2 separate regions of the Homo sapiens genome follow, and region 2 is linked to region 1. A link is an interaction called in ENCODE POLR2A ChIA-PET data of the cell type or tissue named here. Cell type or tissue: PC-3. All regions are shown on one strand.

Region 1 (8,000 bases):
AAGGCTGATGATGCAAGTGAACTCCTGTCTGGCAGAAGAGAATTGACTTAGATAATTTTGATGTTCTTTGAAACCCATCAAGAGAATGTAAAGTTTGTTCAATGCTTTTTTTCTTCTGCTCTTTTAAAGCTGCAAGACTGAGGTACTCTAATTCCCTGATTTTTTAAAATCAGAATTGTACGGTTCTGCCTTTTATTTCAGAAAATGCTTTATGAATCATCCTAAACGGTTCCTTAGGAGGCAAAAAAAAAAAAAAAAAAAAAAACCTCTCAGTCTTCATGACCAGTTTCAAAATAGTTCTATTTTTAATTCATGTCTAAAAGCTACAAGTATTTAAACTTTAGTACATTTAAATAATGAAAATAATGATGTCATATTGATATACATCCTAATTAACACAGAGAAAGGCTACTGATAAAATAACTTTACTATGTTAATGTTTTGTCTTTGTTTTGCACGAGAAGCTTTCAGAAAGACAAATATTCTGTGAAATAATTAAAACTAGATTTATACCAAGAAGATGAAAAGAAAGAAGAAAAACCCACCAGAAACCCGAGAATTCAGAGAGAATTATTCACAATGACAAAGAGTCATCATCTCAGAGTCCCCTGGCCTGCTCCTGGTGCATCACCAGCCTCATCTGTATTCCCCACGGGAAGCAGCAGCAGCTCCAGGGAAGATCAGCAGCGAAGAAAGAATGTGTTATGCAAAAATAGTTATTTCAGACAGATCACAAATGGAAGCCTGGTGGGCAGAGAAAAGTTGAAGCAGTGTGCAACAAGAACATTTTAAAAGGCAGTACTTAAGAAGGGAGCAACTGTTTTTCCTTTTTAATTTTTTGTTGTTGAGGTTCAAATGAAGATGAGTTAAGGGGGCTCTCCTTTCAGTTTCCACGTTTAGGACTTTGGGCCTCGGTATCATATTATAATTAAATGTCAGATGAGAAATCATGAGAGTAGTTAAAACTAGGTGCCACACGGCAGGTCTAGGTTTTTGGGGCCTCAGTGACCTCAACTGTGGCCTCTACTGTGATTGCCTATCACTGGTGCCCATAAATAATATCTGAATGAGTCAGTCAATTGTTGTTTGGTATCTGGTTATTCAATACCCAAATTAGTGAATCCTATGAATAAGTTGCAGTTTACCAAACATAGTAAAAGCTTTGTTATTCAAATATTTGATGCAATGGCAAATAATAGTTAAAGCATTTTAATCAGCTAAAAGTTAATTCATATCTCAGTAACATTTATTAAGTACTTTTAACCAATATCATCCATTTTATTTAATCTTCACAGTAGTGACGATACTCCATTTTATGAATGAAGATAACTAAGGCTCAAAAATTATTAAGAAACTTAAACCAAGATAATAGTAGTTGACTTAGCTTCCTCTGGGGGTTTGGCTAATTTAATCCTCACAGTTCCCTAAGAAAGGTACTATTATTACCTCCATTATGCAGACGAGGAAACTGAGGCTCAGCGAGTTTTAGGTAAGTGGCCAAAATTCTTAAGGTAGCAAGTTATACAGTCAGCCAAGATGTGAACCAATCCTGGCAGTCTGGCCGCAGGGCCCAAGAAGAGCTCGTTAGGTGGTAGAAAGTTGGAACTGGAAAAGAAGTAGATTCTAAAAAAACAGTGATTCAGAGGCCAGTGCTATTCCTGCAGGCCACGCTGCTCTAACTAGGTACTCACCAGTTTTTTCCCTCTATCTCTTATCTCCTTACCCCATACCTGCCCACTGACCCACCTCCCCAGCCCCTCATTCCCTACCCCAGGATAAGAACAGTGCCAGCCTCTGATTTAATCTGGGTTTACATTATCTAAGGGGAAGAGACCAGGGATTTTACAGTAACCCAACACTTCCACCCAAAAGAAACAGGTTTAGACTGTGACAGATTTTTTACCAGAAGTTTTGTCACTTGAGTGAACTAGACTGGCCTTCTTTCTGGTGTCAAAAGAAAGACAGCTTTATTAATGGTTAATAATGATCTAAATGAACAGCTGTATTTTTATTAAGTAAAACTGATTCAGAAATCCTCATAATGCCCCTAGTCTTAAAATTATTCCCATCCTATGTGCTATATTGTCACTACTTTAAAAATTCACAGAATATAGTCTTATAACAGGATTGCAAAATACCAGAAATAAATCTTTCAAAAATATACATTTATGGATGTAGGGCTGATTCTAAAATAGGTATCAACCAGCGCTGCCTTTTTCTGCTTGCTTCAGATACCTGAAATACATACATCAAAACCATCTGTACACAGAAATGGGGCCATTGCTGGAAGCAGTATTCAGTATTATTCTTAAAGTTACAAAAACGTGAACTATCTATAAAATATTCTGTCTGATTCTTACTGAAAATAGCCCAATAGAAAAAATATTCATGTATGCATCATTATAATAATCAAGCTAGGATAAGGTGACAACTACCTTGGGAAAGTAGAGAAGAAAAATGTGAAATAGAAAGTAAAATATAAAAGTATGGTTGGTGCACGCCTGCTACATTCCACACTTCTATCTTGAACTGCATGTGCCATACAATTTAGAAGTGTGCTAAGTACAAACCTTTACAGTGACTGCAATGATGAAGTCGCTAACAAAATTCTCAAGTACGTACATTTACTTCCCCATGGAAAATCCATTGACAACGACCACTGATATAAGTCATTCTAGTCCTTACCAACACAGTTTGGCTCACTTTAGGGAAATAACTTATCCTTTTTGCCCCCATTTTTTCATCTGAAGAAGCAGGAAAATGACCAACGTGATTTCTTTAGTTTCCTCAAACTTTAATATTCATCAACTTGGTCAAAAACAATAATTTCAAATTTATGCATTAATAAAATGTGTGGGAGTCCGATCATGGTAAATGCACAGAGTGTGCTCTATGGGATAGCTATGTGAATACTCGAGAAGCAAAACAAGTCTTGCAAAATTATTAATAATCCTTTCTTTCATTTCTATGAAGTCAAGGTGTTACTGGAGTTGCTTAGAATAAGCATATCCACCCTCTCAAGTAGCAAACACCCTTACACTACTCTAAAAGATAGTGATTTTCATGAATCAATAGCTATTTCTTCTTTTTATATATCAAGAGTATAACTATTCTTTAAAAATATTTTTTTAATCAGACAAATGAAGATGTTCTTTAGAATATGTATGTGAGTGAAGGTATCCAAATTGGTAATAAGGGGCTAGGTTTTAGGAATGTAGAGAAAATGGACTTGGGATATTAGATCTGCTAATATCAAGACAAAATCTGAATCCTTGTTGAAGTTCAAAATAATGACTCAGATTTCAAGGGTTTCTTTTTCTTCCTTCTACAAAGAAATACAGTCACGTACTGCATAACAAGGTTTTGGCCAAGGACATGCTGCCTACATGATGGTAGGCCCATAAGATTATAACATCATATTTTTACTGTGTCTTTTCTATGTTTAGATATGTTATATACACAAATACTTACCTTTGTGTTACAATTACCTACAATATTCAGTACAGTAACGTGGTACAGGTTTGTAGCCGAGAAGCAATAGGCTACATCACATTCTCTAGGTTTATATAAATAGACCCTGTATCAGCTATATCATCTAGGTTTGTGTAAATACACCCTATGATGTTCCCACAACAAAATCGGCAAATGACGCATTTCTCAGGATGTTTCCCTGTTGTTAAGCAAAGTGTGACTATAACATTTTTATTGAGTATTTGAACAAGCCTCTCCCTATCACAATGAATTCAATCACTCATGAATTATTTCATAAGGTGCTGTAATATGGTATAATACATTATACATTTTTCTCAGGCTATAATTTTGGTATTTAATGAAACTAAGCAGACTGCCTTAGTGTTGTTATGGGAACATTTATCAGATGGGAGGAAGTTGGCAGTAAGCTGTCTGCTGCCAAATGGGAAAGGATTCATTAGCTCTAGAAGACTGGCAGTCCTAAGAATCATTTAAATACAGACATAAAAAAATGCTCGGTTGGCAATTAGGATTTTACACAATTCTAAAATCTCTTTTTAACACATACAGGTGAGAGCTTTACAATACTTGGTAAACAATTCTGAACAAATTCAAGTAAAGTTGCAAATTTCAGAAGAATACAGGAAAAAGAACAGATGGAGTTGATGTGTAAGAGAAAAGTCATTTGTTTCCAAAAGAACAGGGAAGGCCAGTGTCTACACTAGCATACCATAATAGGAGTTGCCTAAAAGCAGGCAAAGTGATCATTTTGTCACAGGCAGACATTTGACTTGGCTATATATACATTCTATAGAAAAATTTTACCTTGATAGTCCACATCGAGGTTAAAAAAAGTGAAATAGGCCGGGCGCGGTGACTCACACCTGTAATCCCAGAACTCTGTGAGGCCGAGGCTGGCGGATCACCTGAGGTCAGGAGTTCGAAACCGGCCTGGCCAACATGGCGAAATCCCATCTCTACTAAAAATACAAAAATTAGCCGGGCATGGTGGCATGTGCCTGTAATCCCAGATACTGGGGAGGCTGAGGGAGGAGAACCACTTGAACCTAGGAGGGGGAGGTTGTGGTGAGCCAAGATGGCGCCACTGCACTCCAGCCTGGGAGACAGAGCAAGACTCTGGCCAAAACAAAAAAAGGCCAGGAATGGTGGCTCACACCTGTAATCCCAGCACTTTGGGAGGCTGAGGCGGGTGGATCACGAGGTCAGGAGCTCAAGACCAGCCTGGCCAAGATGGTGAAACCCCATCTCTACTAAAAATACAAAAATTAGCTGGGTGTGGTGGCGGGTGCTGGTAATCCCAGCTATTCAGGAGGCTGAGGCAGAGAATTGCTTGAACCTGGGAAGCAGATGTTGCAGTGAGCCGTGATCACGCCACTGCACTTCAGCCTGGGCGACAGAGCAAGACTCCATCAAAATAAATAAATAAATAAATAAATAAATAAATAAATAAATAAAGGGAAATGTATCAGGTATAGAACTGATTTCTGCATCTTTGACACTTTGTGGAATATAAACGTGACCCCCTGTGCAACATTTGACAATGAATTTCTTAGTTGATCCACTCAAAGAAATGGAGTCCCCAAACACATATGCATGCACGCTAATTACATACAGTTTAAAGTATCTTGCCCTGGGTTTAAAAGTTTTCACCAGCAAATTTGACTCATCCTTTCCCTATGAGAATTTTGATTTAATTTCACTTCTTCATTTAGAAAATGGCCATGCCTTTGAGAAACCTTAATTGTCAGTCAGCATTTATTACCACACTCTTCTATACTCTCTCTGAGCTATAGGAGCTGGAAGCTGAAGCACTATGTTTCCCAGACTCCCTTGCCATTAGGGTTCTGGATAAGGCTTAGGTTCAGCCAAGGAGATGTACTCACATCATGTGATTAGCTGAAAGCAAAGGAAGGTAAAAGTCATCCATCCCCAGCACTTGACATGGCTACTGACTACAGGTTTTGGTAAAAACTTTTTAATAACTGGCAATTCCATATTCCAATTCTAGTCACCAGTTTAGGGGCTATGGAGTAGTTACAGCTTTGGCAGGCATTTCCTGCATTTGTGCATGGCAGTTTCCTGGACTCCAGTTCACAGTTTGCAGTAGAGGGAACAACAGCAACAAGAAACCTGAACTGATATATTCCTCTGCTTTTTCTAAAAATTTTGAAGATACTTAATTCATTGTTTTAAAACTCTTTTCAGTGTGAAATATCTGGGGCTTTTGTTGTTGTTCGCCCTGAGGTCCCTTCTCTCAAGAAAAACTAATGATCTGAATCTATCAATTCAGGATATGCATTGGCCCACAAGTCAAAGTTGTGGTATTTTTAAAGAGATCACAAAAGCATGTAGCATAGACAGTGTGGTCTCTGTAATTGCTTGATGTAGGCTTTAATGAGGACAAGAGAATATTCTCTCATCCTTTCTTATTCCCACCCTTTCTTCCAGGCTTAAATAACCATCTGGACAAGGTGTGTTCATCCTTATTTTTATTCTGCTTCCCTCTCTTCTCTTTCTACTCTTCACACTTGCGTAAGCCCTGGGCTGGGTTATGGAAGCACAGCAGTAGGTGTTAGGATACATATTTTGCTCTGGCATATATGATAGGTACACCATGGTTTAAAGTTTCTGGTTGATTTAGGGGTAGAAATAAGTAAAGCCAATTTTACATTATTTTTAAGTCACTTAAGGGAATCAGAACAGAGTCCTACATTTGGTTTGGTCTAGCTCCTCAGGCACTATACTGAGGTTTAGGGCCAAAGGCTTAGCCAGTAGCTATTTATCATGAATAAATAGATTTCTATCATGATCTCAGGTGGAAGTTGGTATAAGACACAGTTTTATTTTTATTTTATTTTTTATTTACTTATTATTTGTTTTTAGAGACGAGGTCTTGCTCTGTCACCCAGGCTGGAGTGCAGTGGTGTAATCATAACTTACTGCATCTTTGAATTCCTGTGCCATCAACTGATCCTCTGTGAAGAGCCCTTCCTCTGGGTGTCTCCTTAGCTACCTCTTCACCTATTTCAAGTCTGCTCAAATCTCCTCTCCTTCTCAATGAGGCCTATTCTGACCACTCTACTTAACAATTCCACCCACCCTCACCCTGCCACTCCCTTATCCCACCCCATACAATTTTCTATTTGTATGGAACTTATCACCTTCTAACATCTTTTATAATTTACTTATTTATACTTTATTGGATTTATTATGTTTTGTCTTCTACTGTTAAGACAGTAAGGAACTTTGTAGAAACTTTACTGTCATATCCCAAGTGCCTAAAACAGTACTTGGCATATAATAATACCTCAAATACTTGTTGAATATGTGTCAATAAGAAGTTCCTAAATGAATCAATTGTTTTGATTTCTCCTCTCCCTCTTGTCCCCTATAAGGTCCTATCAGTTCTGTATAACTTGCTATTTCTAAAAATAATGGGATTTAAGTTTTTTTTTTTTTTTAGGGTCCTGGCTCTATACAATTAAAAGCCGTTGCAAAATCTGTTAATTGGGTAGATTTACATAGAATGATTATGAAATAACCATTGAGATCACTTACTTCAGTGGTTCCCAGACTTGGATTTCATGGACCAGTAAAATATCCCCCACAGCAGAGAGAGGGCAGTGAGGATCAGATGAAAATATAATGTCAGTATGTTCTTTTGCTCTGCAAAGGCATTAAATTAAACCAATAGCATCTATCATAATTAAAATAGGATTAGGTTCATATACCTAATCCACCAAAAAACTTAGAAGAAAAAATGGTTCTACCAGAGATAAAGGGCTGCCAATGTTGCACATGTATATAGGCATATATACATATATAATTTTTAAATTTCTTTCATCATTTTACTATAATCTAGTGATTAGCACTGACTCTGGGTAGGGGAGGAGAGATTTTGATGATTTTGTTCAGTAGTCTATCCAGTACAGGAATCCCTAAAAAAATGATTCCTGAAAGAAGGTTATGCTCTATGGAATCTGCGATTAAACAAAACGGCAGCAGCTGCTGCAGCAATAACAACAACAGCAACAAACTCAGCAAAAGCAGTTTATTTCATGTTGGATGACTCTTATAATAGAAAACATTTCTTTGTATCTCTTTTTGATGTAAGGGATACTGCACATGGTTTAAAAATAAGAATAATCAAACGAAGACAGACATTCCACATTTCTCCTTCCATAAAGGCAGTCTTTTTCCCAAACATTGAAAAATGAAATAATGCCATTTTTAAATATAGACTAATTATTCTTTGTACAAACAGTAAAACATTTGCTATGTCTATTTTTTTACCTGTACAATCTTTAAGACAGATTCAGACAGACACAAACTTAAACTGAACATTAACCTTTAATGTGCTTCATACAGTCCCCTAACCTTTTAACCAATCAGACCTCATTCTCAACTTATACAATTTTTATATTAAACCCTTTTCCCTTGTTGCTTTACCCAAGAATAAAAGAAAAACCCTTGAACATCTGAAACTGCTTTGATGTCTAAGTAGTTGT
Region 2 (8,000 bases), 520 kb after region 1:
ATGCTAAATCAGCCAGTACTGAAATGGTTTATATATACAAGTTGAAAGACCTCCATGATCTAAGGCAAATTACCTATGATAACCCATCGGTTTCAGTGCTATGCACCTAAATTGGAGAGACAACTGGTATTCTCTGCAAGAGGACACAAATCCAGTGTTAATGATGGACTCATAGAGAACCTGGACAGCTGCCTCATCCTTCCTGAGTACTTAAAGCTTCTGTTATTAAAAGTTCTGCATTCCATGACTCATCATGGAAGAGATAAAATAATCCAAATTAAATACATATTGGTGTGATGGCTTCTAAATTGCTAAAATAGTTTATGACCAATGTTTGGTTTGTCAAACCCATATTCCTGGGAAGACAATCAAAGCTTCAAGTAGATTCTGCTACCTGATGGGCCACTTAAACATTTATAGAGGGATTTCATTCAATTGTCATTTTCAAAGCATATGTTCTGGTTGTATAAAAGCTTTCCCATGCAAGAGAGCCGATGTTATAACAGATTATTATGCCACAGTGTATTTCACCAGGTAAAGAAAGCTTTTTATGGTTCACTGACTGAATATAATCAATCAACCCCTTCACAGTCTAGAACACGAAGATTGGATCTTCTGAGAACATCAGAGAAAGACTGCCCTTGCCGTCCACACCACAGTAAAACTTTGGGACCTTGAACCTTGGGTTCATAATCTCGCAACTGACAAGGGCCCTTCCGCATTCTTGGAACTGTACACCCATTGGCACTCTTAAGCTAAAGCTAACCAGAGGAGTTTCTTTTCAGAAAAAGATGGCATCCTTGATGTGAACAGCTTTTTCCCAAGACTACAGATCAAGACTTCTCTACCACCATGAGACACTTATCTTTGATTTTTTCCCTTGGTTATGCCTCTATGAACAATAAAAGTGGAAAGGGGGTCTGTTGTGTGCACTCATGGGGTGTAGTTTTATTTGTGAAGGATTTTTCAGCCAGCCTTATACATGGATAACCTTATAACTCGATAGATGGAAGGTGAAGGCCCAATGTAGATGAGAAATTTTAATGGTGCCTATGTTGCCTCATAGGCAGTCAAAAACAGAGCATTGGCTCACTCCTCATTTTTTTTTTTTTTTTTTGAGACGAAGTCTCATTCTTCTCACCCAGGCTGGAGTGCAATGGCACGATCTCGGCTCAGTGTAACCTCTGCCTCCTGGGTTCAAGCGATTCTCCTGCCTCAGCCTCCTGAGTAGCTGGGATTACAGCCACCTGCCACTACACCCAGCTAATTTTTGTATTTTTAGTAGAGACGGGGTTTCACCATGTTGGCCAGGCTGGTCTCGAACTCCTGACCTCAGGTGATCTACCCGCCTCGGCCTCCCAAAGTGCTGGGATTACAGGCATGAGCCACCGCGCCTGGCTGTCTCACTCCTTTTAACCTATGTCATGGGTTAAAGAGCACATTGCCTCCAGGCAATGTTCTCTTCTAGAAGGGCATCATTTATTAGGTCATTTTTTCCATTATTTGGAGAAAAAGAGGCAACGATTAGAAATGTATCCCTCATGATAGGCTCCATAGCAGATTCTACTGTAAGGGCTATGGATACGCAAGATACTTTAAATTCTCTTGTGAAAGTTATGCTAAGTAATAGAATTTCTCTAGATTACTTACTGGCTAAACACAGAAGTATCCGTTCAGCTGCTGGCCCTTGTGGCCTATGGAAAAATACATCACATCCAATATATTATAGGGATTCAATTGTAAGATATTAATGCAGAGACTGTTAAGTGAGTAGACTTTTTAGCTCATTCTTTGATCCATTTGATTTTAGATGGTTTGGTTTATGGGGACCCTGGGTAAGACACATACTCCAAACTCGTGATATTATCCTCCCCAATGATAGTAGTATATAGTACTAATAGTAATAATAACAGTAATAATAGTAACAGTAACTAACAGTAATAATAGTAGTCTCCTTGGTGCGCTGTATTCTTTCAAAGTTTTTAAATGTTTGTATGCAGCCGTCTCTAGAATGTCCAATGGTCTCTCTTCAATTGGAAAGACAAGAGCTGAAAGAATGTGTGACCATGAGGGCACCATAACCTATGAATGACTGGAAACCAAAAATGATGGTGACTGAGGGTGGTGCTAAGACCCTAAGTTTTGGTCACACTCTCACCTAAATGAGAACCTGACAAAAAGGGGGAAATTTTTAAACAAAATTATGGGAGGCCATTGTTTTGGACTGAGCTTATGCACTAGGTCCAAAAAGACCAGACCAAACCAAAATGGAGTCACTTGTGCTAAATATGACATAATCAAAGTAAGACTTTAAGGAAACTCCTAGATCCTAGAACAAACCAGGTTTTGTTTTTTCTCTTGTAAACAGGACGTTCCAGCATAAGGAGGTACTCTCTACTGTAACCCTTAAAAAAATAAGCTGAAGCACACCCAGCTTGCAAAAACCCACTGTTCTTCTGTTTCCCAGTGGGTGTCAAGACTGAATAAGTACTTTTATGATGGCAATAATGACATCAGTGACTTGAGTCAATTTTGAGAGGATGACCATAAGGGGGGAATTGTTAATTCAAGTTTAACCTGAAGCTGCCTCTTACATATTTTAAGTTGAGCCTAAAGATTTTCCTGTACATAGTGAACTATAGCCTAAATGGAAGTGTAAACAGACTCTAGTCTACTCATGCCAATCACTAAGTTTTGGCCAATCCAATGTGGCCAACTGTTTGAACCATGTTCAAATAAACCCTGAGCTATAACCAATCCAGCTGTTTCTGTATGTCACTTCCGTTTTCTGTCCATAAATCTTCCACCACGTGGCTGTGCTGGAGTCTCTGAGTCTACTCTGTGTCCGGAGGCTGCCCAATTTGTGAATCATTCTTTGCTCAATTAAACTCTTCTAAATTTTATTCAGCTGAAGTTTTTCTTTTAACAGTCTGTTTTGCTCATATGTTTACAATATTGGTTTATAATTTTTTTCTTTTACTGTCCTCTAGTTTTTGAATCAGAGTTATGTTAGCCTAACCAAATAAGTGAACTATTTCCCTTCTCTTTCTAGTTCTGAGAATAATTGGTGTAAAACTGGAATTATTTCTTCCTTGAATGTGTGGCAGAATATATTTGAAAAGACATTTGGGCCTGCTGTTTCCTTTATGGAAATATTTTAAAATATTGATGAAATATCTTTAAAGTTTATAGTATTATTCAGGTTTTCTATTTATTTTTCACTTTTTTTATTAAATCCTATTTTTCTAGGCATCTGTTCATATTATATTAACTTTCAAATCAATTGACTTAAACTGATTTTTAAAAAAATCTCTGCTGCATTTGCGATTATATCTTCAATTTACTCACCAAATTTTGTTTGGCTGTTTAACAACTTTAATATTTTTTCTCTAAAAAAACAACTTTTGACTTATTTGATGTTGTAATTTATTTTATTTCATGTATTTTATATTTGCTATTTCATTAATTTCCCCCGGGACCTGTTTTACATGTATGTGCTATAAATATCACTTAGGTGATTCTTACAGTTGATGTAAAATATCTGAGAATCTTAAATCCTTACTCAAAATATTCACATTTCATTGTGTTCTCTGATATGTTTGGACTTATTTCTATCATCTTATTTTATGCTTTCTGTTTTTCTTGCCTGCTTTATTTTTTCTCGCAAAGATTATTTTGCATTAATATTGCCCTCCTATCATTACATTTTTTCCTTCTATTTGTTTGAAAGTTATACAGTATCTTAAATATTTTTATGGGTTATGCTAGAAATTATAATGTTTCATAGATAACTCTGTGAACCTAAATTTAATAAATGTATTTGCCCTTTTTTTCTAGAGTGCTTTAGGTACAAATAACCTATCTAGACTTCTAAGCTATAGGTTTTTAATTCAGTTCTATTTTTTAATACCCATAAGTTTTTTGTTATTACTTTTCTTTTTTTTTTTTTTTTTTTTTTTTGAGACAGAATTTCACTCTTGTTGCCCAGGCTGGAGAGCAGTGGTGCAATCTCGGCTCACTGCAAACTCCGCCTCCCAAGTTCAAGCAGTTCTCCTGCCTCAGCCTCCCGAGTAGCTGGGATTACAGGCATGTGCCACCATGCCTGGCTAATTTTGTATTTTTAGTAGAGGTGGGGATTCTTCATGTTGGTCAGGCTGGTCTTGAACCCCCGACCTTACTATTTTTATATGTTGCTTTAGATTTAACAATATCCATATTTTTTTAAATTCACCATATCTTCTTGCATTACAAACCTATGTCCTGGGATCATATTCCTTCTTCATAAAGTATATTTCTTATAAATTATATTAAATCACTTTTGGTGGTAAACACTCAGGTTTATATTGTTTTTCTTATTGTTTACAAATATCTTTTGTTGTATATATGATTTTAGGTTGACAGTTATTTTTTTCCCAATACTTTAAAGAAATGTTTGCATTGTTTCCTAGTTTTCATGCAGTTAAGAAATCAGCTGTCATTCAAATTTTGATTTGTTGTAGGTAATCTGTCTTTTCCTTCTGGCTGCTTATAAAACCATTTACTGGCTGGGTGCGGTGGCTCAAGCCTGTAATCCTAGCACTTTGGGAGTCCGAGCCATGAGAATCACTTGAGTTCAGGAGTTCGAGACCAGCCTGGGAAACATAGTAATACCTCATCTCTATAAAAATAGAAATTTAAATTAAATTAAAAAATAAAACCCTTAGCTTGTTATTTGTGTTTTGGAATCCATGCTATGTTATGTCTAGGTGAAGATTGTTAAAAATATATATATCTTGCTAGGAATTTTCTGTCCTCTAAATTTAAACACTTATTCTTTAATCAGTTATGGAAAATTACTAATATCTTCTCAAATGTTACCATTTTTCAATTTTCTGCATTATCACTTTCCAGATCCCCAGGCAGAGGTTTGTTACATCATTTTATATACTTTTCCTGCATCACTTAATCTCTCTTCCATGATTACTATTGTTGCTGTTTTAAATTCTGGGTTATTTTCGAAATTGAATTTCATGTTTCCTTATTATTTTTCAGATATGTTTAATCAGATATTTAAGATTTTATTGAAGTAATACACATATTCAAGGAAAATACCAATTATTCATTTCAATAAATTATCCCATCCAGTGGCGTTTTTTTAAATAGACCTTATTTTTTAGAGCAGTTTTAGGTTCACAACAAACTTGAGCACAAGGTACAGAGATTTCCCATATACTCTCTATGCCTACATATGCACAGCTTCCCCCATTGTCAATATCCCCCACCAGAGTAGTACCTTTGTTATGTTAGATGAAACTACATTGAAACATAATTATCATTGAAGGTTCATAGTTCCTTTGGCATTCATTCTTGGTGTGCATTCTATGGATTTTTACAGACATGTCATGATATATATCCACCATTATAGTATCATAACAAAAGAGTTTCTCTGCCCTAAAAATTCTCTGTGCCTCTGGTGGGAATATTGATAATGGGGAAGACTAGGCATGCTTAGGGGTAGGGAGTATATGGAAAATCTCTGTACCTTCCTCTTACTTTTGCTGTGAACCTAAAATTATTCTAAAATAAAGTCTATTAAAAAAAAATCTCTGTGCCCTGCCTATTGATCCCTGGAAGCCACTGATCTTTTTACTGCCTCCATAGTTTCACCTTTTCCAGAATGTCATATAGTAATAAGAAATATAATCTAACAGTATGCAGCCTTTCAGATTGGCTTGTTTCACTTAGTAATATGCATTTAATGTTCTATGTCTTTTCATGGCTTGATAGCTCATGTCTTTTGCATGCTGAACAATATTCCATTGTCTTGCCGTCCAAAGTTTATTTATCCATTCTCCTACTGAAAGACATCTTGGTTGCTTCCAAGTTTTGGCAAGAATGAATAAAGCTTCTATAAACACTTGTGTGCTGGGTTTCGTATGGTCAAGGTTTTCAATTTGTTCAGGTAAATGCCAAGGAGTACAATTGCTGAATTGTATGGCAAGAATGTTTTGTTTTGTCGGTCGTGCGCAGTGGCTTATGCCTCTAATCACAGCACTTTGGGAGGCTGAGGTGGGCAGATCACCTGAGGCCAGGAGTTCGAGACCAGCCTGGCCAACATAGCAAAACCCTGTCTCTACTAAAAATACCAAAAACTAGCTGGGTGTGGTGGTGCATGCCTGTAGTCCCAGCTACTCAGAAAGCTGAGGCACAAGAATTGCTTGAACCTGGGAGGTGGAGGTTGCAGCGAGCTGAGATCGTGCCACCGTACTCCAGCCTGTGTGACAGAGTGAGACTGTCTCAAAAAAAAAAAAAAAAGTTTTCTTTAAAAAAGAAAACCTGGGTATTTCCCTTCCTCCAGGTTTGTTAGGCTCTAATAAAACCCCAGTAGTTTAAGCTTGGTAAATAGTTTGTCGCTAAGTCAGGCCTTGTTATGAAGGATAGAATTTTCTGGTGTATTTCAAAGTTGTTTCCATTTCTTTCCTCCTGATAGATGCATGAGAGGACTTTTCTTCACTAGTCACTACGACAGCCTAGTTGAGTTCCTGGAGGTAAAACTCACAAAAGTGTGGGGATATCCAATGACTTTTATCTCTCAGTCTTGTCCACATTGAACCTCTAGCAATTGATTACAGTTCATGCATCCCTACACTGGCATTGGCTCCAAAGGGTATTTCTGCTGGAGGGTTGATATGATGGCTCGTGGTGGGGTGGAGGAGTGTGTTCTGCTTCTGCAAATTATGGTTCTCTGTATTCACTTGTCTGCCCTTCCAATTGGGGTAGTGTCTTGCCCTGTGATATATGACTTCTCTCATGGACCTAAGAAGAGTTTATTTTTCAGTTTCTTCAGCTTTTTACTTGTTGTTCAGAGGAGTGACAACTTCCAAGCTTCTGCATGGTGGACGGGAGCCTGGAAGCCTGGAGTTCTCTCCATCTAGTGAATTTTAAGTTTCACATATATTTTTTATTTCTATAATTTCTATTTGTTCCTTTTCAAACTTTTCGTGCTCATTTCTTATTACATTTTTATTGCCTTATTATTTTGTTAGACATGATAAGCATGCTAATTTTGCTTTCAAAATTTAACGTTTTGGAAAATCTGAAATATTTATGGATCTACCTCTATTTACTTAATCTAGTATCCTTGCTCATGTACTCTTGTCATCTTACATCTTAAAGAAAACATCTCATTGCAAACCTATGGTTACTGGAACTTGCTTTGTGAGGATTTTCGAGACTTTGATAGAGTGTATATTCCTGCAGAGATGATTTGCTTCTAACCTCTGCCAGCAACGCAGATTCCTTTCACATTTGGGCCACCTTAATTTCTTTCCTTGGTGTTTTTTGGGGTCATGTAGATACTGTAATTTCAGACCTACAATTACTATATAACGATTGACTGATATTCATAAAGTTTCAGAGAGTTCCTCAACTACTCCATCTTTCCACCTCACATACCCAGAGCTGAAATTACCGTAGACAAGATTCTCTGCTGAATTCTCTCCTGAGGCAGTTTTATTCTAGTTTATCTTTTCACAGAGGATGTAGCACATTAGGGCTTCTAGACTTATGGCTGAGTGCCCAATAGAACACTCCAAATATCTTTTCTTTTGTCTCTCATGTGGCTTTTGAAATTACAATTCTGTGTTGCTGGAGATTGGCAGATGCCATATGGCAGCTGCTGCTGGGTTTAAAGCCCGCTTTCCTCTCAGATTCATAATGCTACTTCATTTTTGGCCTTTGAGAATTAATTTTCTTCATTTTCTGCTAGATATATAGTTTTGATATAGACTAAAATATCGTTTTAAAAATACTTTGTACACCAATTTTAGGTCTATTATACTGACAATGTTTTTCAGATATATAGTGGCATATTTAACTTGAAAGGAACACTTGAAAATTTAATTTTGAGCTTGAGTATTTAATTTTTATGTAGTAAAGAATAAATCATTCTATAAAGCAGGTATTTAAACAGAGTAACTCCCTATTTACCAATAGTTTTAGATGTATTTTGGATTTCCTTC

The links. Peaks named below come from ENCODE experiments on the same cell type or tissue, not always from the same donor. Only the 100,000 strongest peaks of a DNase experiment are listed, where the experiment ranks them.
Region 2: POLR2A ChIA-PET joins it to region 1 with 6 read pairs; 2 of 35 experiments call an interaction of 5 or more read pairs at or near these places.

What each region holds. Positions count from the first base shown.
Region 1 is chr4:101,157,625-101,165,624 of GRCh38, forward strand. All of the region lies in intron 2 of PPP3CA (protein phosphatase 3 catalytic subunit alpha), which reads right to left. Among named protein-coding and RNA genes, the nearest start is that of MIR8066, 79 kb to the right of the region's middle. In PC-3, no CTCF peak of the experiment used is centred here; a DNase peak (open chromatin) is centred at 3,647; H3K27ac peaks cover 5,419 bases.
Region 2 is chr4:101,675,563-101,683,562 of GRCh38, forward strand. No RefSeq gene overlaps it. Among named protein-coding and RNA genes, the nearest start is that of BANK1, 110 kb to the right of the region's middle. In PC-3, no CTCF peak of the experiment used is centred here; no DNase peak of the experiment used is centred here.